Linked DNA regions of Homo sapiens: all the other regions are linked to region 1. The links are chromatin loops, found by intact Hi-C in ENCODE. Cell type or tissue: GM12878. All regions are shown on one strand. Region 1 has its middle 56 kb from the start of MDFIC. Region 2 has its middle 5.0 kb from the start of MDFIC. Region 3 overlaps MDFIC (MyoD family inhibitor domain containing). Region 4 holds the start of LOC100506489 (a long non-coding RNA gene). Region 5 overlaps MDFIC (MyoD family inhibitor domain containing).

The links. Peaks named below come from ENCODE experiments on the same cell type or tissue, not always from the same donor. Only the 100,000 strongest peaks of a DNase experiment are listed, where the experiment ranks them.
Region 2: a loop joins it to region 1, with 3 times the contacts of the local background. A loop is called at or near these places in 7 of 110 quality-filtered maps.
Region 3: a loop joins it to region 1, with 2.9 times the contacts of the local background. A loop is called at or near these places in 10 of 110 quality-filtered maps.
Region 4: a loop joins it to region 1, with 3 times the contacts of the local background. A loop is called at or near these places in 20 of 110 quality-filtered maps.
Region 5: a loop joins it to region 1, with 2.4 times the contacts of the local background. A loop is called at or near these places in 3 of 110 quality-filtered maps.

The regions. Positions count from the first base shown.
Region 1 is chr7:114,863,430-114,868,429 of GRCh38, reverse strand. No RefSeq gene overlaps it. Among named protein-coding and RNA genes, the nearest start is that of MDFIC, 56 kb to the left of the region's middle. RefSeq lists a silencer at 2,616-2,755. In GM12878, a CTCF peak has its summit at 2,673 (motif pointing left); a DNase peak (open chromatin) is centred at 2,579.
Region 2 is chr7:114,914,601-114,919,600 of GRCh38, reverse strand. No RefSeq gene overlaps it. Among named protein-coding and RNA genes, the nearest start is that of MDFIC, 5.0 kb to the left of the region's middle. RefSeq lists an enhancer at 3,209-3,298. In GM12878, no CTCF peak of the experiment used is centred here; a DNase peak (open chromatin) is centred at 2,970; H3K4me3 peaks cover 2,870 bases; H3K27ac peaks cover 3,878 bases.
Region 3 is chr7:114,936,941-114,941,940 of GRCh38, reverse strand. All of the region lies in intron 2 of MDFIC (MyoD family inhibitor domain containing), which reads right to left. Among named protein-coding and RNA genes, the nearest start is that of MDFIC, 17 kb to the right of the region's middle. In GM12878, a CTCF peak has its summit at 2,042; no DNase peak of the experiment used is centred here; H3K4me3 peaks cover 643 bases; H3K27ac peaks cover 1,816 bases.
Region 4 is chr7:115,677,841-115,682,840 of GRCh38, reverse strand. It overlaps LOC100506489 (a long non-coding RNA gene), which reads left to right and starts at 364. Exons shown (of 2, transcript NR_187628.1): 1 at 364-452; 2 at 2,470-3,496. It overlaps LOC105375461 (a long non-coding RNA gene), which reads right to left and starts at 65. Exons shown (of 3, transcript XR_927885.2): 1 at 1-65. In GM12878, a CTCF peak has its summit at 2,737 (motif pointing right); a DNase peak (open chromatin) is centred at 2,690.
Region 5 is chr7:115,005,969-115,010,968 of GRCh38, reverse strand. The region is part of intron 4 of MDFIC (MyoD family inhibitor domain containing); the gene reads right to left. Among named protein-coding and RNA genes, the nearest start is that of LINC01393, 70 kb to the left of the region's middle. In GM12878, no CTCF peak of the experiment used is centred here; a DNase peak (open chromatin) is centred at 2,172; H3K27ac peaks cover 1,691 bases.

The DNA of each region.
Region 1 (5,000 bases):
CAATTAAAAGATCTAAGTCCTACCTTAAATAAATTTATTTATTTATTTTTTATTTTTTTTTTATTTTTTTTTTAGATGGAGTCTCGCTCTGTCACTCAGGCAGGCTGGAGTACAGTGACACAATCTCAGCTCACTGCAACCTCCACCTCCCAGGTTTAATTGATTCGCCTGCCTCAGCCTTCTGAGTAGCTGATATTACAGGTGCATGCCACAATGCCCAGCCAATTTTTGTATTTTTAATAGAGACAGGGTTTTACCATGTTGGTCAGGCTAGTCTCAAACTCCTGACCTCAGGTGAGGCTAAGGTCAGGAGGCTGACCACCCACCTCAGCCTACCAAAGTGCTGGGATCCCAGGCATGAGCCACCACACCCAGCCAAATTTGTTTATTTCTGATGAATTCAGATTTCCCCAAAATCTTTTGTAATAAGGAAATGCTTCCTTAAGGAATGTTTAGCTTTCTGCTCAACCACATAGGGATTTGTACAACCCTATGTCAGTCTAGCAGCTTTGTACAACCATATGGGGTAAGCATCTCCAATTATTAGTCTGTTGGCTACAATATCAATTAATTAATATAGATAATCAATATACATATTAACAGCTGCTAGTCCTAAATACTGAGGATTTAAGGCTAAAAGTCACAGGGTGTAGCTATCTGAATTATGTATGATGTCTTTTTTTTTTTCCAAAATCACAGGTATCTTGACTTCATACAAGACCTACTACTCTATGCGAGCAGACCTGCCAATATGTATTCTTTAACATTTCACTGGAAGTCTAATAATGACTTGGGTTTGGAAATCACTGATTTATAACCTAGCCTTTCATAGTAAACCTTCGAGCTCCCATCTATTTTGCAAAAAAATCAATGAAGAAAACAAAGCTAGAGAAACCACTGACTAACCCAAGGAAAAGGAAGGAAACAAAGGATAGATGACAAAAGAGAAGAAGGAGGGCACCATGAAAATGCAGCAGAGCTGCCCAGTGCGTGTGTGTAATGCATGTGTGTGTGCATGACTGTGAGTGTGCATGCGTGTGTGTGTGTGTGTGTGTAATGAGACCGATGACATTGTATGGAGGGGGAGCAGGAAAAGAGGCATGCTTTGAATCGATCATAGGCTGAGGAGAAACAGAGCTCTCTTTTATGCGAAAGTAATGACAAATTCCTGGCCTTTAGCTAAAGATACTGAGAGAAGTGGAAGTATAGGGAAACTGCAGGAAGAATAAAATAATGATCAACTTGGGAGTTGAATAGTTTAAGACAAGAAACTTCAAACTTAAATGGCCATAGGAGTTAGTTAGTTTGGAGTCCCCAGCGTCTGTGAGTTCCATCTTTATGTTCATGTGCACCCATTGTGTAGCTCCCACCTGTAAGTGAGAATATACAGTATTTTATTTTCTGTTTCTGAGTTAGGTCACTTAAAATAATGGCCTCTAGGCCCGGCGTGGTGGCTCACGCCTGTAATCCCAGCACTTTCGGAGGCCAAGATGGGCAGATCACCTGAGATCAGGAGTTTGAGACCAGCCTGGCCAACATGAAGAAACCCCATCTCTACTAAAAGCCACAAAAATTAGCCAGGCATGGTGGCAGGCACCTGTAATCCTGGCTACTAGGATTGCTTGAACCCAGGAGGCGGAGGTTGCAGTGAGCTGAGATCACGCCAATCACTCCAGCCTGGGCAACAGAGCCAGACTACATCTCAAAAAAAGAAAAATGGCCTCCAGCTCTATCCATGTTGCTGCAAAGGACATGATTTCATTCTTTTAATGGCTGCATAGTATTCCACAGTGGATATACACCAAATTTTCTTTATCTGGTTTAACTGCTGATGGACACTTAGGTTGGTTCCATGACTTTGCTATTGTGAGTAGGGCTGCGATGAACGTATACATGCAGGTGTCTTTTTTATATAATGATACCTTTTCCTTTGTATAGATACCCAGTAGTGGGATTGCTGGTTCTATGTTAGCCGTTTGAAAACTTTCCATACTGTTTTCCATAGAGGTTGAACTAATTTACCTTCCCACCAGCAGTGTGTAAGTGTTCCCCTTTCTCCACATTCACGCCAACATCTGTTGCTTTTTAACTTTCTAATAATAGCCATTCTGACTGGTGTAAGATGATCTCATCTTTAATTTGCATTTCCCTGATTATTAGTGATGTTGAGCATTTTTTCATTTGTTAGTTGGCCACTTGAATACAACACTTTTAAAGGCGATGTCTTGTTGGGTCCCAGCTTTTACATTTTGGGGGTTCTTTATAGATTTGTAACTCTTTGGTAATATGCTTAACCACACCTCAGATTAAAGGGTAACTTTCTAGATTTGATCCAGATAAATTCTCATGTCACTATTAGGATTTTGTGGGAAATAGGTGCCTATTGTCCAAACATGAAAGTTATGGTTCTGAGAATACAACTTCAACTTAGAGAGACACATAAATCTCAACACTGATGTTGGAATTTGGGGGAAGAAAACCAGATTTATGTAATGTTATGTATAATTTTCAAAATTCAGTTGTAAAGTTGTAAAATCAAAACTAATTTTAACCTCAACCTCTATGGACATCTAGTTTGGATAGAGAGATGTCAGTGTTGGAGCTACTCAAATTGGTTTAGGGATGCTGCCCCATACAGCCACAGAAATGGAAGCCCTGGGACATGGCTGCCCTCTTGTGGCTTGCAATTAAGCAAGCTTTGGAACCACTCACAGTGGCTTCGCTCTGCCAGAAACCAAAGAATTTTAGGCAATATTGTGCCTGGAATAGGAGCAGAGACTTAAATTTCTGGGTAGTTCATGGAATCCACATGTTGAAATCATGTTAGGCCCTGAATGTTGAGAAAGCATGGGCTTAAGTGAAAGTCTATTAGAAGGATTTCCAACCTAAAGTGATTGTGACTTGATTTCCTTGGAAGACTTCATTTAGAACCAAGTGTATAGCAAAGTGGATAGAAATGGGCATTTATAGCTGCAAATCAATAAAGAGGTAAAAGTACTCCATGTCTGTGTTCACTATAAGCCTTTCATTGGCAGGCTTAGAACACAGCTTAAAGAACAAGTCTTGTTCTATATAAAAGTTGAAGAAACAAATTGTAGTCAAGATTTATTAAGCAATGCTGGACATTTTTGTAACCTAAAGAAATCTCTCCAATTCTTTCTGTGCCTACCTTAGTCATACACCAAAACCAAGTTTGAATGATGGAGCTCAGGGCCAAGACACTGGGAAGCATTGGGCAGGTTGGAGGGGTGTTCCAGTCTAGCAGTTTTGTACAAGCTGATTCTCCAATCTTCAAATAGAATTCCCCTAACCTTAGAGCCATCCCAGCTTTAGATTGAAGACTGAATGCCCTAATTTACTTTTATTTTGCGTGAATGAATTATAATGAAATTCTCTGTATGTAACTATCTAGTTGCTTCTAGCATTCTGTAGACACCAACCATAAATAAAATTAATTCATTAATGATGTAAACTGGGTTTAGAAAAAAATGAGTTGTAATTGTTATTTAAGGGATAAATAAGTGAGAGGCTTATTTATCCTCTCACTAAGCGAGAGGCATCAGAGAAGCTGTGAAGGCATAAAAATGTTGGAGGAAAAAAGAAGGAATTTAGGAAACATTGCAGTTAGTTACGAATTAGAGTGCATTTTATTTTCTTGAACAGATACAATGAAGATCTGAATTCTCTCCTAGTGCTTCGGTCAAATGTAAGACACAATTTTAGAGTGTGTATCTAGGTTGTAGAAGATTTACTGAGTTCCAACTGCTTTGGGCAAGCACTGGATTGGGAAAGTACTTCACATATATTACTCCATATCACTTTCAAAACAACTTTACTAAGATGAGAGGGGTAACATCCTCAGTCTCTCTCCTCTATTAAGTGGCATAATCAAAATTTGAAGCTGGGTGTGATGGACTCTGTGGCATATGTTATTTCTACTACATGGGCAAATCATGAGTCATTCTCTGCTACGTATGTTTTTTATTATGTTTAACTAGGAGCAGACTTTCAGAAGCAGCTGACAGTAGCTATTAATTATTGTCAGAAGTAGCAGCTTAGTAAAAATTATTTCCATCTATATTTGGTAAACATTATTATTCAGGTAAACAATACTAAAAACCTAATTCAACAGGCCAATTCATTCAGCTACTTTGGCTGCATTTTGTATCTCACTCATCTTGATCAGCTACCATGATAAAGCATTTTTCAGAAAACTAAACATTTCATAGGACATATATAAACTTATTTCTGGCCAACTCACTTCCATTACTAATATACGCCATTAACATTTTTTCAAGACTAAATGCCTTTTTCATGTTATTTAATAAAGCAATGACACATGTTGTAACAAGTATTTTTTTTCAAGGGCTGGAGTAGATTTAAAGTTCCCTTTAAGGAAAAATTTGATCCTTCCGAAAGGTACCCTCTTTGCCCTCTTCCATCTAGAAGTGGGCTGGCCTTTTAAAGGAAAGTACATTTTAAGTTCTTCACCTTTTACAACAGAGTAATAATTCTGCATCACCCTTATCTGATTGGTAAAGCTTATGGATCTCTTTTAATTTAATAAGACAAAGAAATCACCCATGAATTGATTTCAATTGCCAAAGCTTATGTGAAATTAACTATCCATTCATCTCTCTAGATTGTCTAAGATTTATCTCTCTAATGAGATGCATCACCGGAAATCAACATGGCTGCACACTATTCTTGCATTTCCCTGAGGCAGTGTTGGTTGAGCATAGGGTATGTATAGACCTGAGGTCATATTCCAGCCTCTCCAAATGTTAAATGTGTAACCTTGAAAAAATTAATCTCCTCGAGCCCAGTTTCCTCACCAGTAAGGGAATTTTAGAAATTCAGGCTGGTTCAGCAAACAAATTTAGAGTACCTGTTAGGAATCATATTTTGTGCTGCAGTTAGCTGTACAAAGTTTTATTCATTTATTGGCCAATATGAATTTTGACCATACACTAACACTTAAGGGATAAGGTCTTAAGGGA
Region 2 (5,000 bases), 51 kb before region 1:
TCATGAATGGAATTAATGTCCTTACAAAAAGACACAAGAGGCCAGGTGTGGTGGCTCACACTGAGGCAGGGAGATCTTTTGAGGCCAGCACTCTAGGACCAGCCTGGGCAACATAGAAAGACCCCATCTCTACAAAATTGTTTTTAAAAAATTAGCAGGGCATAGTGGCATACTCCTGTAGCCAGCCACTCTAGAGGCTGAAGCGGGAGGATCACTTAATCCCAAGAGTTGGAGGTTACTGTGAGCTATGTGGGCCACTGCACTCCAGCTTCGGCAACAGAGCAAGACCCTGTCTCTTAAAAAAAAAAAAAAAAAAAAAAAGACATACAAGTGTTTCCCAAGGCTCCACCTTTTAATACCATCACCTTGGTGATTAAGATTCAACATATGAATGTTGGGGGACTACAAACATTCAGACTATAGCAGGGGGAGACATATTTTCTAAATTACTGTTTATAAAAGCCACTCTGGTATTATGCGTAAAATTGTTTGGAGGACTGAGAGTGGATCTAGGGAGTCCAATTTGGAGGCCAGGGCTGATGGCTGGCAGAAGGAATGGAGCCAAGTAGATAGGGATAAAGGATGAGGAAGCTAGAGGAATCGAGAGCAACTACCAGCTTTCTGCATCCAGGTTGATGGTGGTGGTATGACCTACAGAGATGAAAACATTCAGGAGAGGCCAGTTTTGGGGAAAGCTGCTGAGCTAATCATGCAAATGATGCAGCATGTGTGAGACAGCTAATTGGAACTGTCCTGCATAGGCTGCTGGACATGGGACTGGATTATAAGCATATACATGGTACTTTGCTGACTAGCAGGTTATAAGAATGTCCAAGGCAAGTGTGCAGAGTAAAAGCAGAAGCCCTGAGACGCAGCTGTGCCTTGGAACTCAATCCACGTGTATCCTTACTGGCCTCTCTCCTTTTCTCCACATCCTTCCCAGTGACATAATACCATTATCAGCTTGGCTTGGAGAACCACTACTGTTTAAGTACTACTACTGTCAGTGTCCCACTTGCTACCCCAGATCCCCCTGGGTTGTCTTTATTAAGCTAGATTTTGCCATGTCTTAAGCTATCTTAATCTGCGTAGGTGGAAATTCTTTAGGGGTATCAGCCTGCCGGTGGAACTCAATGTCCTAGCCCCGGATCAAAGCCCCTTGCCTTTGAAATTCTTGTGTGCCTTACAACCATTCCTGCCTAGTGATGTGTACACTAATGATGATATAATAATATGTGAACACATTGTGAAAGAGGTCTGACATGAGCTAAGCAAATAAAATAAAGAACTAATTAAAAGAGTTTATAAAGCATCCTTATGGACTACTTAATCTTCATCATTCATTCATTAAACATTCATCAAACATTTATTGTGCATCTACTATATGCTAGGCCACATATTAGGCTCTGGAGATAAAGAAATTTGATTTGATGTCTTGAAAAGCAGCTAAATTAGTTTTCACTTGGGCAGAGGCTTATTTGCCTAGTAAAGTCAAAATTAATCCCCATACACAGATATCTAAACCAGAGGTCTACAACTGGGGTGTGTAATTGTAAGGGCATTCCAAGGGATGCATAAGACAATCTACTGAAATGTGGGCAGAAAATATCAGAGTGAGCATTTATATATGTTTTTATGTTATAATTTTTAATTTCTACTTTTGAGTATGTTTTTATACAGTGTATTGCACATTCTTACAAAAGTACTTGGGTATGATTTATAAGTAAACATACATTAAAGGTTCACATTCAAATACTTTGTTTCTTTGTTTAGAAAAAAAACTTTTTAAATGCTTTGAATCCTTTAAGGAGTCATTCCCAGATTATATCAAGGATAGTTTTTCTGGAAAATATATTTACCTAATTTATGTTAGAAGCAGCACTTTGGCAATCCCCAAACCCAATGACCTAGAAACCAGGAAATAACAGCAACATACTAAATACCTAAAATAACCTTCATGATGTTCAGAAACTGCCAACACAAAAGACATAATCCTTCTCAAATCCTACTTGTTCTTTTGTGAATACACACCTCTAATCAAACTTTATTTTCTACTGTTTCAGCTCACATTGTTTTAGAAGAAGAAAACTTAGGGCGCAGGAAGATTGAGGAGAAGGGATTAGCTAAGGGAGCTATTAGGTCAGAAAAACTGACAGCAGGAGAGATGACAGCTGACAGACAAGGAAGATACAGGAAAATAAACATGTTGTAACAACGCCTTTGTGAATTCAGCTTCGTGAAATAGTCAATGTTCCTAATGAGCCTGAGTCATTAAGGAAAGAGTCAGTTAGTTATGTGAGTGCTATATTCTGTTTTTAGGGGGTCGGGTCAATCTTTTTACATTCCAGGAAAAACTCTTTCAAACATGTTCAAAAATTCCTTTAAAAAAAGGTTGCTACTTGAAAGAGTAAATTCCACAGAATGACAATTTTACAGCTGCAAGGGAAATTAGCAATCACAATTCCAGGCCAAGCTGTATGGATCGCATTCCTCCACCTCCTAGTACTGTGTCAGGTGCAATCAGGTGCAGGGAAGGTCAGGTGCGCAGGTTTCTGGAACCCTGCTCTTAGAGTAGAGCACTTTCTTCCTTTTCTCCATAATGTATTAGTCCTTCTCTTAAATTTTAACTGAAACAACTGGTTCTTCCGCTTTTTAAAAGTTTAAAAATCACCAGTCTTACCCAACTCCTTCATTTAACATATAGAAAAATACAAAGACATAAAGTTTACTTACTAGGTTCAACAAACATATGTTGAACATTTACTACATGTCAAACCACATGCCAGACACTAGAGTTTCAAGTATAGAAGAAATACTGTTTTAGTCTTCTGGGAGTTCATAGTCTATAAGGCCAGAGGCAGAAGAAGGCAGCAATGTAGCAGCAGAACAGTCACAAACACTTACCATACTGCAGGAGCAAAAAGGAAGTAGCACTTACCTAACTCAGCTCAGGCGTAGGTGGGGAGAGTCAGGGTACATTTCAGAAAGACGATAATACCAAACTGAGTATTGTCGATGAGTAAATTTGCCTGTCAAAGAAGTTAGGGAATTCCAGATGGAAATAACACTTACAAAGACAAAGAAATGTGAAAGCCCCAGAGAAGTTAAATGACTTGGCAAAGGTCAGTTCGTGGATTAATTACAGAGCCAGTCTTAGGAGCCTAAATTTCTTGTCATCCAGGCTTCTTGCTCCAGCTATCTGGATAATGCACGTAAATGAATCCATCATTTCTAAGTGATGGCGAAGTAAGGTCATGCCTGTTGTTATATTTTGAAGTTCCAAAGATTTTCTGTTGTGAATGGGTAACCAAAGAACCAGGCATAAAATCTCTTGTTGCTGAATTAGTCCTCTCCAAGGTCTCAGTTAGTGTCCCTTTCAGTTGGCTGACTTCTCTGGCCTGGGGCACTGGCCTTCAGGGTCTCTCCTTGCTGTCACTGTACTTTCCTTCTTGTGTTTTAAAGGAAGGGAGGGAGATGTTAAGGCATACAGTGGTACTTGTCAGATAAAAGCAACATGACTGAAGACAGAAATGAAAATGGCCATAACATATGCAGTAGACAATAAGTAGACATTTGCTTCATACTTAGAAACTGAACCTAGATATACCAGGAGAATGAAAATTGTGGAAAATTTTAAATACAAGGAGCTCCTGAAAATAATGACTGATCTGCTGAAACTGCAGTTGAAAATAATGTTAGCATGATGATCATGACAAAAATGTTTAAAATGGTGTAGAAGATGAGGATTCTTTTGTTACTATAACCCCTAAACTCATTTAAATTCTCAGATAAAGAAAGAAAATATCAACTGTGACATTTGAATCAGTGCCCGTATTTCTCCAAATTTTGTATTAAGAAATACATGCTAAATCTAAAAAGCAGGATTGCAACAAAACTACAGTCATGAGCAATATAACAATGTTTCAATCAACAATGGATGGCATATATGACAGTGGTCCCATAAGATTGTAACAGAGCTGCCTTATGCAGGCATACCGTTTTTTATCTTTTACGCCATATTTTTACTCTACCTTTTTTTTTTGTTTAGATATACAGATACTTACCATTGTGTTACAATAGCCCACAGTTCTCAGTAGAGTAGCATGTTGTACAGGTTTCTTTGTTTCTCTTTTTTTTTTTTTTTTTTTTTTTTTGATGGAGTCTTGCTCAGTCCCCCAGGTTGGAGTGCAGTGGCATGATCTCGGCTCACTGCAACCTCTGCCTCCCAGATTCAAGCAACTCCCTGCCTCAGCCTCCCAAGTAGCTAAGATTACAGATGTCTGCCACCACGCCCAGCTAATTTTTGTATTTTTAGTAGAGACGGGGTTTCACCACCTTGGCCAGGCTGGTCTTGAACCCTTGACCTCGTGATCCACCTGCCTCAGCCTCCCAAAGTGCTGGGATTACAGGCGTGAGCCACCATGCCTGGCCTGTTGTACAGGTTTATAGCCCAGGAACAGTAGACTATACCATACCACCTAAGGGTGTAGTAGGCTATATCATCTAGGTTTGTTGAAGTACACTCTATGATGCTCACACAACAATGAAATCAACCAGTGACACATGTCTCAGGACATACCCCCATCAATTAAGCTATGCATGACTGTATATTGTTCACCCAAGCATGGGACCTATAATGAACTCCGGGAAAAAGTGAAGGTTTCCTGAATATCCTTCCACCTCCCATCCTTCTTCTCTCTCCTACTTCGAACAGCCCATCTGTCACCCCGGCACTTGCAGCTCTATATTCTTTTCTTGTTACCATAGGTTCTCAACTTTAGACAGTGTGCAAATCTGGGCCAAGCATTATACGGAATAAATTTGATTTTACATGTTAAATACAAGTATATGAATAACTCATGATCTTCTTAATTCTACCCCCAACAGTTACGTCTCTATCTTCACAGACCCTCAAAAATGAACTTAGGACCACAAGGAGACATAGACAGGTTATTTCTTGCCACACTATTTGTATAGCAGGGAGCTGAAGTCAACCTAGG
Region 3 (5,000 bases), 74 kb before region 1:
TGTAGGGGGTTGAGCAGCAGGGAAAGGGGTGAAAGAGAAGAAGCTCTGATGAGTGGTAGAGACGAAAGTCGGCCTGCAGCTGAATGAGGAGTGACTGAGTAGTGAGGAGGTATAGAAAACAAGTACAGCATTCTCTCTCTAGAACGTGAAGAAAAAGTCAAGGACTGTGTAATGCATCCTCTGAGAAGGGGGTATTTAGGACGAGAGATTCGCAAGTGGGTTTATGGGTTCTCAGGGAGAAAGCCAACATGTAAGGAAATGTAAAGTCTTTGGGGCACATAAGTCAAGCCAAAAGCAAACTGGCAACAAGGTATAATGCATGCTATGAGAGGTCCAGAGCACTAAAAAGGTTCAAAGGAAGAAAAAATACTCATCAGGATTCAGAGATCAAGAAAAGCACTGAAGAAAATGATACATGTTGGATGGACTTCAAAAGATTAGTTGGATTTCCAAAAGTCCAGATGGGAGAAAGGTGGAAGAACAGCACGGGCAAACTCCAAAAGCAGACGTTTGGGCAAAGGTTCCAACTCTCTGGACTGTGAAGTACTATGAGTGGCAAATTAGGACAGAAGACTGCGAAGGTTTGATTAGAGACATTGTGTGGATATTAGAATGCTAAGGTGAGAAATCTGGATGAAATTCAAAAGCAAGAAAAATAAGTCAAACTAGCCACTGAAGCTTTATGAAATGCCTTATCAGAACCACGCCTTAGGAAGATTAATAAATTTGTGCACACTTGTGATTCTCAGTTCTGGCTTCACTTTAATTCACTTGGTGAGCTTTTTTTTTCTTGTAAGTATTTTTAGAACTAAAAAACAAACAAACAAACAAAAAACATATTTCTGGATACCAGAATCAAAGATTCTATTTCAACTGAGGGAGAAGAGGCTGAACTCAGATGATTCCAATGGAGTATGGATACATCTAAGAGGGAGAATACAGTAAGGGAAACTAAAAGAGAGACCTAGCAAAGCCCATATTGAAGTTGATAAGAGTTTAATTAACTGGATAACAAGATGGAATAGGGAGTAAATGTGAGAAACTAACTAGAGGTTTGTAAAGATTATCAAGGAAGATGGGGTTGGATATGACCAAGTTCTCAGTTTGGATTTGACTGGGAAAGCCTAAAAATCATGAGACCAATTTATTCTTTCAATAATATATATTTTTGCATAGTAGATGTTTAGGCATTGTGCTAGGTGATGAGGATACAATGACTTATGAAATGCTGCCCAGGCCTTCTTGGAGTTTACAGTCTAGTGGATGAATTAAGTATTGGACATTTGAATTTGCAAGTCAGAAAAAAGGTTATAGCTAGAAATAGTCATCTTTCTAAACTTGATTTCCAAAGCCATTCAAATTAATGAGCTCACTGAAAGAGTGAATATATTAAGAAATATCAAGAAGAGTACCAAGTACCAAGAAGAGTCCGTACAATTAGGAAGGAGTTAGAGAAGTAAGAAAAACTGCATGATGTCAAGCCATGGAAGCAAAGAAAGGAAAGAGATTCAAACAGAAGTTGTTAGTCAACCGTGTTAACATTTCCAGTGGAAGGAAAAAATTTCTGCACATGCAAAAATTTTTCATGTACCATGGGGATTTCACAACAATTAAAAAGTTCTGCCATGAAACAAATTTCAACACATAAAAATAGAGAGACACCCACTTGGGACCGAGTCCAGAGGCTAAGGTCTCTGAACCAAATGGGGTCTTAACTTCCAAGGATTTTTATAAACAAAACCATATTCAAATAGCAGTAAAATATAAATTGAAAATATGCTAAACCAATATGTTCTAGATTTATGTAACATTTACTCAGCATTATCATAGAGAAATGTAATCTTCATGAGATATGTTAGTTTCAATTAAAATCTTTACTTTTTTAAACAACTCCAGAAATCTTTTTACTGCTACAGTCAACTCAAGGTCATTCTGAGATTATCAATAAAAGAGATTTTTCATGGAAACTCACTAGTAGGCAAGAACTAGCTCATCAGCAGAGTCCTACATACTTGCTGCCATTGTTATGTAGCTGACTGCCGCCAGGTGTCATGCTAGTAGGCTTGATTCAATTAGTAACTTTAATTGAAGCTGAATGAAATTAATTATATAATTTTGAGCTGTTCAAATTTAATTCCATTAAAATTAATTCGTGAAACCAAGGCATTATGAAGCATTGCTGACTAAAAGAAAATAGGTATGAATAAAGCCTCTAGACACACTTGACTCATATTTGAATCATGTCCAATATTCGAGTGCTAAACACAGACCCTCTCAACTCTCCATTGAATAAATGAAAATGCCATGTGGACCATATACACATAGATGCACAACTATATAACCCACTCTAGGCAAAAAATAAAGTTCTTCCTGCTCTAAATTGTTATTAATGGACAATTTATCACATTTTTAAGAAAGTTTCCTTATCTGCAAAATTCTAGAATTAGGTGATTCCCAGTGTCCATCTCAGGTCAAAAAAGAAAAAGACTATCATTCTCTGTATGATTATATTCAATGAATAGTAAATAATATGCAATTACTATTAATTCACTATCCTCAGTCTATTCAACTTTGCTTCTCTTGAAAACTAAATGTCTTGGCTCAAAAGCTGGTCTCAGGGTTTTGCTGTGATCCGCAGCACCCAGCCCAAAGCAAGATTCAGAAAAGGTTCCCAATAAAAAAATTTAAATTGACTTTTGCCAATTCTCCACTTGTATAAACAAAACTTCTGTGACCACTTGACTGTTCTGTGACTTTCTAATATATGCATGTTATTTTATTAATATAGTCTTACTATTTACTCATTTCAATGAGCTACCCATATGGCAGTCTCATAAATGGTGGGCAGTTACATATAACACTGAAGAAATGCTCTGAAGAGGGAGCAGGATTTATTGATAGATAATTGTAAGATGGGGATCATGATATCCAAACATGAAACCAACCTTACTAAAGCTTTCAATTGGTTGAGTCAGCCACTACTCATTACAATAACAAAATGGAAGTTTCTAGTAACCAATTTCTATTATCAGAGTAGGTTTTTCATGTTATTTCTGAAATGAGAAACAAAGAACTCAGCCCTGGTTTAATAAATTTCACTCTGGATAATGGAGGTTTGTAGTTGCAACTCAACTAGTAGGGTAGACCTGAAAGACAACCCATAGACAATCAGTTGATTTCAGTCACATATGAAATCAGTCTGTACCTTTCTATAAGATTTCTATTTACATGTCCAACAGGCATACATTCCCCCCAACCCAAAGTAGCAATTTTCTCTTAAAAGGGGGCCTTCATTATCTCAACAATGCTGTCTTTCTAAGCCAATGGTCCTCTACTTTGGCTCAGGGTTAGAACCGCTGTGCAGCTCTTGAAACATAAAGATGCACAGGCCCAACCTAAGAGATTTCAACTCAAGTGTGTATGGGGCTGGGGCAGTGATGTCATCATGATATATGGCCAGACTTGAGGGGCACTATTCTAAGTGAACTCTTATCTTGTACTACACAACTATTTATATTTAAAAAAAACTTAGGTATATCAAATATTGAGATACAGACTTTGCTACTCATCCCCTTGTCACAGTATTCCAAGTACTAGAAAATAGATTTGTATCTAATCATCTAATTAATATAGAGGTATTTATTTCTGTCTCCATGTAAGGATAACTATTAAGAATACAAAATCTGGCTGGGCATGGTGGCTCACGCCTGTAATCCCAGCACTTGGGAAGGCCGAGGTGGGTGGATCACCTGAGGTCAGGAGTTCGAGACCAGCCTGACCAACATGGTAAAACCCCATCTCTAGTAAATACAAAAAATTATCTGGGCATGGTGGCACATTCCTGCAATCTCAGCCACTTGGGAGGCTGAGGCAGGAGAATTGCTTGAATCCGGGAAGACAGAGGTTGCAGTGAGCCAAGATCACGCCACTGCACTCCAGCCTGGGCAACAAGAGCGAAATCCCATTTAAAAATACATATATATGAAATCTGAATTATATATAATGCTAATCAATTCTACTAATAATGGGATAAAAGAAATATGTTTTAGATATCAAAATAAAAATTTAAGATGCATTAAAAATAGTACTAGATTAAAGGATAGTTGAACACCACTGGCATCTACTTCCAAAGACTAGCTCCTGAGCATCCTAGTATGTTTACTCTGGACAAAGAAGTGAGGAAGAACTACTTTGCTTTGGATGAGGAAAAAGGCGAGGTCCCTGGCAACAAATCCTCTCACTGGGAAGACCAAACACACACACATAAACAATCAAGCAACTGCAAAACAGAAGGTAGTGACAACTGCTCTGTCATAATTCTGGCTCAAAGGCTGACCATCTGTGTGACTGGGACTCATTGTCTTCATCCTCTTCATCAGGAAATGAGAGGGTTGAACTGGATGAATGAAGAAGCCTTTCTGGCTCAAAAATTCTGCAAATCTGATTCTTCACAAGAGCTAAACAATAGAGCCAAACTCTCATATACACAAGGAAGAGTGTTTAGAATGGAGTAGAGGAAATCATAGAAAAGCCATTGTAGGGCATTGGATTTGAATTAATTCTCAAAGAAAGTGACAAACATGAATTGAGCAAGAGAAAATGGAAAAACTAAAGGTTCCAAATGATCAATTTAAATACAATATGTCCTACTCAGAAATGACTATCCATCTTACAGAATCAATACCCTTTATTTTCCTGTTTCTAAAGAAGGGCATGAATGGTAAGAAACAATCTTCTCCAATCTCAATTCTTCCTGGTAAAGGAGAATGAAAAATATTCAGGTAAATAGAATTTCCATTTAATTTAAAATTCTATAATATTTTACCTAGTTGGCATTATCTAAATTTAAAACTTGGTAGTTTTACTTGTCTCCAACAGTTGGGGAATAAAATATTAAGATGGTGATTAGCAAGAGAGAAAAATCTAAGAGCATTAATAATAAATTAGATAATAACATATAAAATATGATATATGCCATATAATAGCCACTCAACTAATAT
Region 4 (5,000 bases), 810 kb before region 1:
ACTCCCATATTAAGTACAATAACAAAAACTTCCAATGATATTAAATAAACTACACTAGCCTAGTATTCAAATTCTTCAGTACTCTGGCTGTAGAGCTCCTTTCTGGCTTCACTTTCACTATGACCTCACCGGATCTTTGTTTGCAGTCACACTGGTAGCATCGTGAAGCAGGAGCCATGTCACCTGTAGTCAACATTCTATCATCACCACATAGCACATTTCCTAGGACATGCTAGATATTCAAAGCTTGTTGAATAAATGACTGAAAGGATGCAGAATTTTCAAAATTCCCTCTTCAAGTACTTCTTCTACAGGAATGGGTAGAGTGGGAAGTGAGGAGACAGGGTGGGTATGTGGGTGGGAATAGGGCAAGTGACTTAAGCTGGTGTGGGTGGGCTCCAGTATCCACTTCTACTTCAATCAGAGCAACTCAACAATGCTACATATATAAGGTATGTATTGGGGTGTTAGTATACATTTTCATATTAAAAACAATGAGTTTTAAAACTGATGGATCACTTATTTTAATAAAGAAAAATGGGTAGGGCTTGGAAAAAAGAAAGACCACTTAGTTTAAACTCTATGAAACTCAGTTTCCTTTTTTATATCATAGAGTTATTATGAGGATGAAATGAAATAATGTATGGAAAGTGCCTGGCTCATGGTATGAAACTTCACCTTCCTTGTACCAACCCACTGCTTTTGCCAGCAGAGCCAGGACTAAGGTGAGGCAAGTGAGTGCTAGGGGCACAAAGTTTAAGGGGATAATCATTTTCAAGGTCATGCACTTGACCTACAAGTCATGACACACTGGCCAAACTAGACTTCAAACCTTTTTCAAACACATTGCTTATTCTTTTCACCAAGACTATCCTCCCTGCCAATTAAACCTAAGGAAAGCCTACCTAGAATACAACCCTTTCTTAATAAAAGCTTCTGCAGTCATCCACCGAGAGTGTGTATTTCATTTCTCTTTCTCTCTCTCCTAAATTCCAGTGAATCTTTGACTTATATCTTTCAGGCTTAACTCTTTCTGATAATAATAATAATCCTGCCTAGCTGCCCATCTTAGTGTATACATGTCTTAGCTCACCTGCTTGATATATGTGTTCTCCAGAATAGGATTCTATCTAATCTCAATTTATTTGGCCCTCTGTATCTAGTAAGGTAATTTTCACATAGTAGTTTCTCCATAAAACAATTGGGGATTAAATAAATATTCTTCTTATTTGGAGATAAAAGTGTATGTAACTCTTATACGTTGGGCTCTGGAGAGCTAGCTACTTTGGCATATGGATATATGGATTGAAGCCATTTCCAAACCTTCACTAAATCATTGCAGGCTTTTTATTTTTTATTTTTCTTAACATAGAAGCTTTTATTCATTTTGACCATCATTTACTCAAAGAAGCCTCAGGAAGCCACGGTTCTCTTTCTACTTTAGTGGAGCATTAAGTGGTCTGTTTCAGTGTCATGAACCTGGCTCCATGTCCTGGCCTATCTTCCTCCTGCTGTCCCCATGGCCTGTTCTAATTGTCTGGCCTCACACAGTCATGGGCCTTGGTTTTGTCTCCCTGGTAATGGCCACCCATAACCTGACATGTATTTGCTGTTTTGCTTCAATGAGGATGAGAGCTCTGTCTTCTCCCCGCTAAGCTGTGTTCTGCCTTGTAAATTAAAATGCTCCTCCCATTGCTCAGTCCTGGGATTTGGTGCTAGGCAGCCCCTGCTGCTTAAGGTAATTAATGGATCCTTGGGGCCTACACCTGTTTCTGTGCTTAACGCAATTCAAGGCAGGCCCTTCATTATCAACTGAACACAACTGTTGGAAATGGAAGCAGAGAACTCTGTAGTTGAAAGCTGCTTCCAAATGAAGAGTACATTAGCACCGGGAAGCACTGCTCCAATTGAGCTGATCTGCCTACCACTCACTTTTCAGTGATGTGTGCTGTTTCTCATTCATGTTCAGATAGCTACTCACCAGAGTTATTCAAAACTTAATTTTAGGACTGAGGTGCGTCTTAGTGCTTCTTTCCATATCTGCTCCTCCTCTCGGCAAAGACCTCTGTCACTCATACTGAGTGCCATATTTACATGCCAAGATAAAAACCACACACTCACACCATCTAAGAAGGAAAGTGTATTTTTTCCTTTCAGCAGCCAGATTTTAAAAACAAACAAACAAACAAGCAAAGCAAACAAAAACAAAATCACAGCTGCTTATCCCATGATAAAATAATTGACTTAGCAAAAAGACAAGAGATGTAGTTAACTCAAAATTGTTTTCTTTCAGAGTGAAAGGCATGTTACCAGTATCCAGCTACTCTAACTGTAGTACTGGATAGCTTTCATTGTATACATTTTAGTGTACTTTAATCAACTTCAAATTGCAATGCTTAGAAAAGATTATTTTTATTACATATTTTGTGGATTGATAGTGATAGCTAATCCACTGTGTTTTTGCTTCAGCCCACTATGAAAATTGGATATTGAATCAGCTGGGAAAATGAATTCCTTACTGAGCATTTCAACTTAAACTTGGGTTCCAAGTGGATTAAACAGATGATGTTGTAACACTGTTATCAGCCTGACAGGAAATGCATAGAGACACCAGTCCTCGTTTCTTAAAGTGGAGGAGCCTCAGCTAGCAAATTGCCACTTATTAGCTTGTCTCACCTATAAAAGAGCCATGGAAGAGAAGTGCAAGAGAACTGAAGTGATTTCCTGATGACAGCAGGGGGTGCTCTCACTAGACTGAAGGACAGATACATTCTCAGAGCAGTAGGAAAGGAATAACACATTGCCTTACTACGACTCTATATGAGACTTTAGAAGTGCCTAATACCTGCCTGGAGCAAAAGAATTAATATGCTCTATTCCACGGCTCTGCCGTCTTCAACTTTGATAAATACTTAAAAATGTATTTTTGAAAAGTCATTAACTTCTGGAATATAGGATTCAGCCACCACACTTAGAATGTGTGAAACTGTGGTGCAATTTGTAACAGGATGTACACCACATTTTTAATCAGGGAATTGTGTTTTTTAAAGCTAAGAGACCTGTAGTGAATTAAGGCATTTGGCTCAGCCAAACATTCCAATCACGAAACGATCGAAGAGGAAATCTATAGAATCTTATTATAAACTTACAAAAAGGATAACTGTGGGTCTCGGCCATAAACTGAAGTAATACAGATGAACTGGACACATATGTTGCACAATAGGTGATTCAGAGCAATATAGCCTATGCTGTTTTATGATATGGAAAGCAATCAAATCTTATTTGCAAAAAATTCAGATCAATTGAATTTTAATGAGAAGCAGGTGCTGGAGTGTAGCATCCACAAAGAATTCTGGGAATGTTTAAAATTAGTCCCATATTTGCCAGGAGACAGTTGGGTACATAAACTTTTTTATTTCTTGATTCATGGGTCTATTCGGACTGTAGATTGCTCTGCCATTCTGAGTTCAGCAATTTGAATAAATTATGCTGAAAATCACTTGGTGGTTCATTTTGTGTGAAATTATATTTTCGCTGGAAAGGTTAATTTTGAAGGGAGCTTGAATGGCTGGAAATTGTGCAGCTGGGGAGTCTGCATGTTCAGAAGGCAGCAGTTATTAAAAGCGATTGCATTTCCTCCCAGATTTCTCCTGAGACCAGAATCAGTGGAGATGTTAAACCTTGCTTGACACCCCAGTTGGATAATTGTGGGTGTGGGAGCTAATCAGCAGAAGATGTCTCCTCAATTTAAATCTTGTCAGTTAGTCAAGATTAGGGCTTCCTGTACCGAGCACCATTAGGTTGGTTGCATATCAATGTGCTTGGAAAGATGTCCACAAAGCCCAACTGTAGCAGTAAGAAGTTAGTGGACATCAAAGATTGAGAAATTAAGCCACACCACTCCATAAACACAAACTGGAGGGCAAATTGGCAAAAACAAAGAAAAAAATAGATCCATGGGTGCGTATAAAAGCAGTATTATATCCACTCAAAGAAAGCAAACATGTTACCTAATCTTAGAAGTCTTTATGGCAGGTATGGGCAGCAATATCAAGCCAAAGCCACAAATGAGAACACTTGTTGGCTCTCCCTTGCAATGAAGCGAGAGAAGGCAACAGAAATGGAAATGAAAATGAAGACTTTTTGTTTCAAAAGCAAAACCAAATTTTTCTTAAAAAAAACCACAGCGCAACACATCCCCTTCTAAGCTATGCAGTATGATTTGAGTTGTAGAGTAAAAGTCCGCTGAAATCTCAGGAAAAGCACTCTTTATTCCATTTATTTTTCAAATGGGAGAGTCACAGTTTAAAACGTTAGCATGCCGCCGTCGTCAGATGAACAGTGGTTGTTAAGGCATGCAGGCCCTCATCCAGATATTTAAAAGTAAATATTTTATCTAGGGAAAAGTATGGAATTCATAATTTGATGGCACAAAAGGCCAATAATATGTGGCAGCATGATCTCATTAGAAAATGGAATTTTAGCCCAGTGTGATCTGAGTAACTAGTTCCAAAATGTGCAGTGAATTTTATAGTTAGTCTGGCTGGCACTTATCCACGCTCCTGCATTCCCCAATGGTAAATATTTGTAACAGATTTCACGTTGTAACACAAGGGCTTCTTTCACAGAGCAGGTCATGTAATGCTTCAAAAAAAAATCAAGGCCAGGGCAAATAAACAAAAAGTCACGCCAAGTTCACCCCTCCCAAAGACGCTGAAGCCAGGCTGTGCATACAAACTTCACTTGCTACTCATCAGCATCAGCAATTTATGGCCAGATGGTTATAAATTTACATTCTATAAAATTTTAGAGGATGTTATTTTTTCCACTCAGTTTGTTAATTAACTTTCAGTCTTTTTATTTCCTCAAACGTAACAGTTCACTCTTTTTTTTTTTTTTACTAATGATACAGTATTATATTCTTTCCTGTCTCATAGCACACCTATTCAGCAAGACCTAAAATTTCATGAAAAGGATATAAAAAAGCTTTTGCAGCCACC
Region 5 (5,000 bases), 140 kb before region 1:
AAAATTATTCTGAATTTTCATTTTAATAAAAAGTTGAAAGTAAATGTTACCCTTCAATATGTAAGAACAAGTCATCACTAAGTTGAAGAATTAATAAACTGCCAGTTGCATTGTTAAAATAGACATAAGAGAGAAGGCAGTGTGGAAGGAGATGATGTCTCAATCAAAAGAAACAAATCTATAAATTTAAAACATAAACGTTAAGGACTGCAGTTACATGATCAAGAGCTCCATATGCAGTAGCTATTTATGTAAATATTAAAACTTACAAAATGGAGACATTGTTTTAAAACAAAGTCCTTTATAATTTACTAGAAAAGCACTTTGGGTTACTCTGAAAAACCAAATCTATTAACAGGCATCTAGAGAAGCCACAAACCAAAATGCATTTACAAGATCATAGAGATATTAAACAACATGTATCTACAGAAGTATCTACCAGAAACACATTCATATTCTGTATTTTTTTAAATAGAGAAATATCTAGAAATTACAACAAAAAATTAGCCAAAAAAGGTTCCTTAAATTCTACCAGATCTTTAAATGATCTGATTGTTATTCCTTGTCAAAAATGAATTTTTTTTTTGGTGGGTCTTTTTATAAAACCCTTCTATTTGTAACCTTCTATTTCTAAGTCATAGTTTGACTGTGACTCAGGGTAATGAAAAGGTTAAAATAAACTAAGAAGAAACAGTAGTTATAGTTCCTATTCCTACCACTGCCAACAGGAATCAAGAGTCATAAAAGGCACAATAATGGTGGTTTTATTTGAGGCAAAGAGAAGATCATAAGAATGATCAAACTTAAGAAGGCTTGAATAGAGAAACAAACTTTTTTTAAAAAAATGGGTCCTCTGCATCCATGTGGCTTGCAGTCAGGAATCATCTTTTTCCCCTGTTCTTAAGATTTCAGTTTTTATGGTTTTATTCAGTCATTATTTACAGTTTTTGCCAAAACTGTTTAACCTCTGAGAAGACCACTTGGTTCTGGGAAAGATGCCTGTCCAAAACTGGGCCAAGCAAGAATTGCACAATTCAGTGTACTTGGAGGAGAACTCAGCACAAGACTGGCAGCTACTGTAAATTTAGGAAAACAGAGTAACACTCCAGAAGCCAAGTAGCTAAAAGGAGAGCATAAAAGGAAATCTTTACTATGTTTGATTTAAAAAGCAACAAAACCTGTTATGAATTACTGAAGACACAATCCCAAACAAAATCTTTGAGTCCTACGAAAGGTCATCAGTGTTACGCTTAGGCAGCTGGCCTATTATGTGGAGAGCTTCTAGCATCTCAACAGCATTAAAGTAACAATTGGAACTGAATTAAACAGCATCTTAGAAGTCTGGTGAAAATGTCTGTGACTGATCCCAGGAACTCTGTGCTGCTTAAAATGAGAGTGAAGATTAGCTTTGTAAAAACAAGTTTATAATGAAATTATCCCAATTGATACGGATACCTGATCAGTATGTGGCCAAATTACACTAGGGAATATGAGGAATGCAGTTTATTAAAGTGAAAGGAACCCTGATTGAGCCATCAGAAAACTATTTACAAAATAAACTCAGCTCGCCTCTAAACGAGCCTCTTTTATCTCTTTCATTTCCTCCTTTTAAGATGTGGTATGGCAGGTGCTCTGAATTTCTTGGAACAGAGATACCAAACAGCTAAAGTGGAGTACAGGAAAGGACAGACAGCAGAGAATTCTGAGAATAACTCACAACCCATTTTTAAGAGAATGCATATTTGAATGGGTCTTATCTTATCTCTAATAAAGTTTCCTATGAAATAAGATGCTTGAAAGTACTTTCTTAATCAAGTCCCCATCATGTAAACTACATGCTGAGAAACAAAGGTTTATTAGCATTTAACAGGCCAATAATATGCCAAAGACCATGGATTAAAGCATGAACAATAAGAGTTATGTGTATTTAGTAATTTAGGAAATTGCTTTGAGGTCAAACCTGACTCTGTAGCTTTAACATCAACGCCACAGAGCACCCCCAGTTGTTCCCCATTCTTTAGCTGCTACGACTATCACCTGCCCAGTGGCGGTATAACAGGACTCTGTGCAGAAGTCTGACTGGGTGAAGGCTTTCCTCTTCCTAGATACTGCTTTACTGTGACTGTTCTTTCCCAATAGGAAAATCAAAGAGCAAGCTAGAAGCAGGCTGTGGTTATCCTGAATCACAGCCGAGATTGCTAAGTGAGCATCTAGCCTCTGTGAAAACCCAGCTGTGAGGGACCAGACACAGACATCTCTGGGGAGTTCTGCTCCTCAAGTGTGTGTAGGGGCGGGAAATGTTTACTAATACCACACGGTAGCTCAGCTCCAAGTAGCTCCATGTCTCCAAGACAGAGGACGCACAGCACTTCTGGCCAACAGCCCTAGCCTGACCTGCTGCCTGAATAAATTGGCCTAAAGTGAGCCTCCTACACAGAACGCTCTGGCACAAGACTCTCCCAAGAGGCCACACATCTTAGCCAGAATCCAGTCAACATTTTCCTAGTGGGGAACAAAGTGAGATGGGTCAGGAGGTAAAAAGAAAGTTAGAGAAAAGCTACATTTTCCACTGCAGGACAAAGAACACCATACTTTGGGAAATTGAACAATAATCTTTACTATTATCTTTCCTCTCAACAAAGTCAAAAGAACCTAGGAAAAAAAAAAAAACAGCACTGCCCTCCCACACCCCACAAAGTGACTCCTCAATAAGTTTCCTACTACAGGTGCAAATCCTAGACTCCATCTCCATCCTATGGGAGTTGCTTTCATATTTTAAATGACAGCGAGAGGATAGCAGAGATTTTTTCCTTCTATTTGTTTACCCCATTGCCTGATCTGTGGTTGATTCATTAAATATTCCAAATTCTCAGAGACATCGAATCCAGTAATTGTTGGTCATGCCTTAACTCTAGCACTGGTCAAGTAGTCCCTTCTAAAGAGATGCATTTTACAAAGTCTAGGAAGTTAGGCTGGGGTGCGGTAGTTCATTCCTGGAATCCCGAGGCAGGCAGAATCCCAAGGTGGGCGGATCCCTTGAGCCCAGGAGTTTGACTACCCTGGGCAACATGACAAAACTCTGTTTCTACCAAAAAAAAAAAAAAAATTAGCTGAGTATGGTGGCGAGTATCTGTAGTCCCAGCTATTTTGGGGAGGGGGTCGGGGGGTGGGGGTGCTAAGCTGGGAAGATCACCTGAGCCCCAGAAGGTCGAGGCTATAGTGAGCCATAATCATGCCACTGCACTCCAGCCTGGGTGTCAGGGTGAGACTCTATACCAAAAGCAAAACAAAACAAATTCCAGGAAATATAAATATATATATATATATATATATATATACACACACACGCACACTAGATAGATAGATAGATCTCAGAAAATATTTTGATTCTTAGAAGCTTAACACAGAAATCTGAAGAGGGGTAAAAGTTTAGTTATTTGAAGTGCTTATTTAAAATTTTTTACCCAGAAAGTCAGTTTTTGGGCAGAAAGGAGGGAAAGAAAGGCTAGAAAATATCAATGGTGCAAATAATATTTACATTCACATACTGAATCTCTACATTTTAAGATCACAAGCTTTAATAGCTGGTAATAACATTACTGTCCTCATAGGGTTATGATGAAGATTAAAAGAGATAATGCACATTAAGTACTTAATAAAGGATTTAACATGCAAGTGCTTACTAAATATTATTACTGTGACAGCAGTGAAGATGATAGCAAAATATTTATTCTAGGAAAACCACACCTCTCCACCTACCTATGTTCCATTTACTCTGATTACCACACGGACATCGGACCATTCTATTTTAACCTAAGGAGGTTTGTAAAAGGCTCTGACCACAGCTCAAACACTTGAAAGAATGAACCAAGAAGGCAACTCTAAGAAACAGAATTTGCAGAGGAGTGAAGCATAAGTCTGCCCAGAGAGAATTAGTAACCTTGTGTTTGGCTACAGCAGAAGATTTAAAAATAATAACCTATTTTTTCCATATTTCAATTATTATCTATTTATTTTCTCCAGAAGCTAGAAACTATACTTTACTTGAACCTATTCAGTGCTGGCTATTTTCAGTTGGCCAGTTGAAATATTTCTAATATAAGAAGTTTAAATAATAACAAAGGTGAATATAATTTCTGGATAATAAAATCTACTTTAGATCTTAAACACATTTTCCCAGAAAGGATCAATGTGCAACAGTTCACTCAAGTTGGTAACAATACCATTTATGGCTAGGACAAAAATACATGCAAGTAAATCGTCTAGTTTTAATGAAAATTCATATTGGGGTAAAAATAACCCAAAAAATCTCTCCCAAATGCTTAATATATTTTCTAATTTTATTTTCCCAACTGTGTTTATTTCACAATTCACATTTCAGCTTCATCTCTTTTCATTTGTCCTTGGCTTATACATTGTGCAAGTAACAAATGAAAATAAATCAGTTTTGTCTTGCTAACAAAACTTAAACCATAATGTACCCACTGGGTGATTCTGTAAAAGATGATGATGATGATGATGATGATGAGTAAAATAACACCTTGGTCACATCCAGTGTTTTCAGTCACTGATATTAGCCTACTGCAGAGATGCACAGGGTTGGCCAGGTCACCTAGGACATAAGGTCTTTATGGCAGCATGGGAGGAAACAAACACACTAAAAGAAGGCTGACTGATACTGACAATATTCACAGGACTGGGATCATACACAACAATTCTCCAGGCACTTGACCAGCCAGGGCTCAGCAAGAGTCCAAAGGGCACTTTTGCAATCCAAAGGGCTGAGAGGTCCCCAACAGTGACTGTTCCTGTAGGACTCCTGGAGGCAAGGGCAGCATCCCTAGCAGGAGGTGCAGACCTCACACAGGCAGGAGGAGCCTCGCCTGAGAAGACCCAGGATGCACTCCCCAGCCCTGACAGAAGAGACAGGCCCCAACCAAAGAAGCACAGCGGTCTAACAGGCCAGGCAAGATGAAGCGAAGCAAGCAGAGTGAAATGTT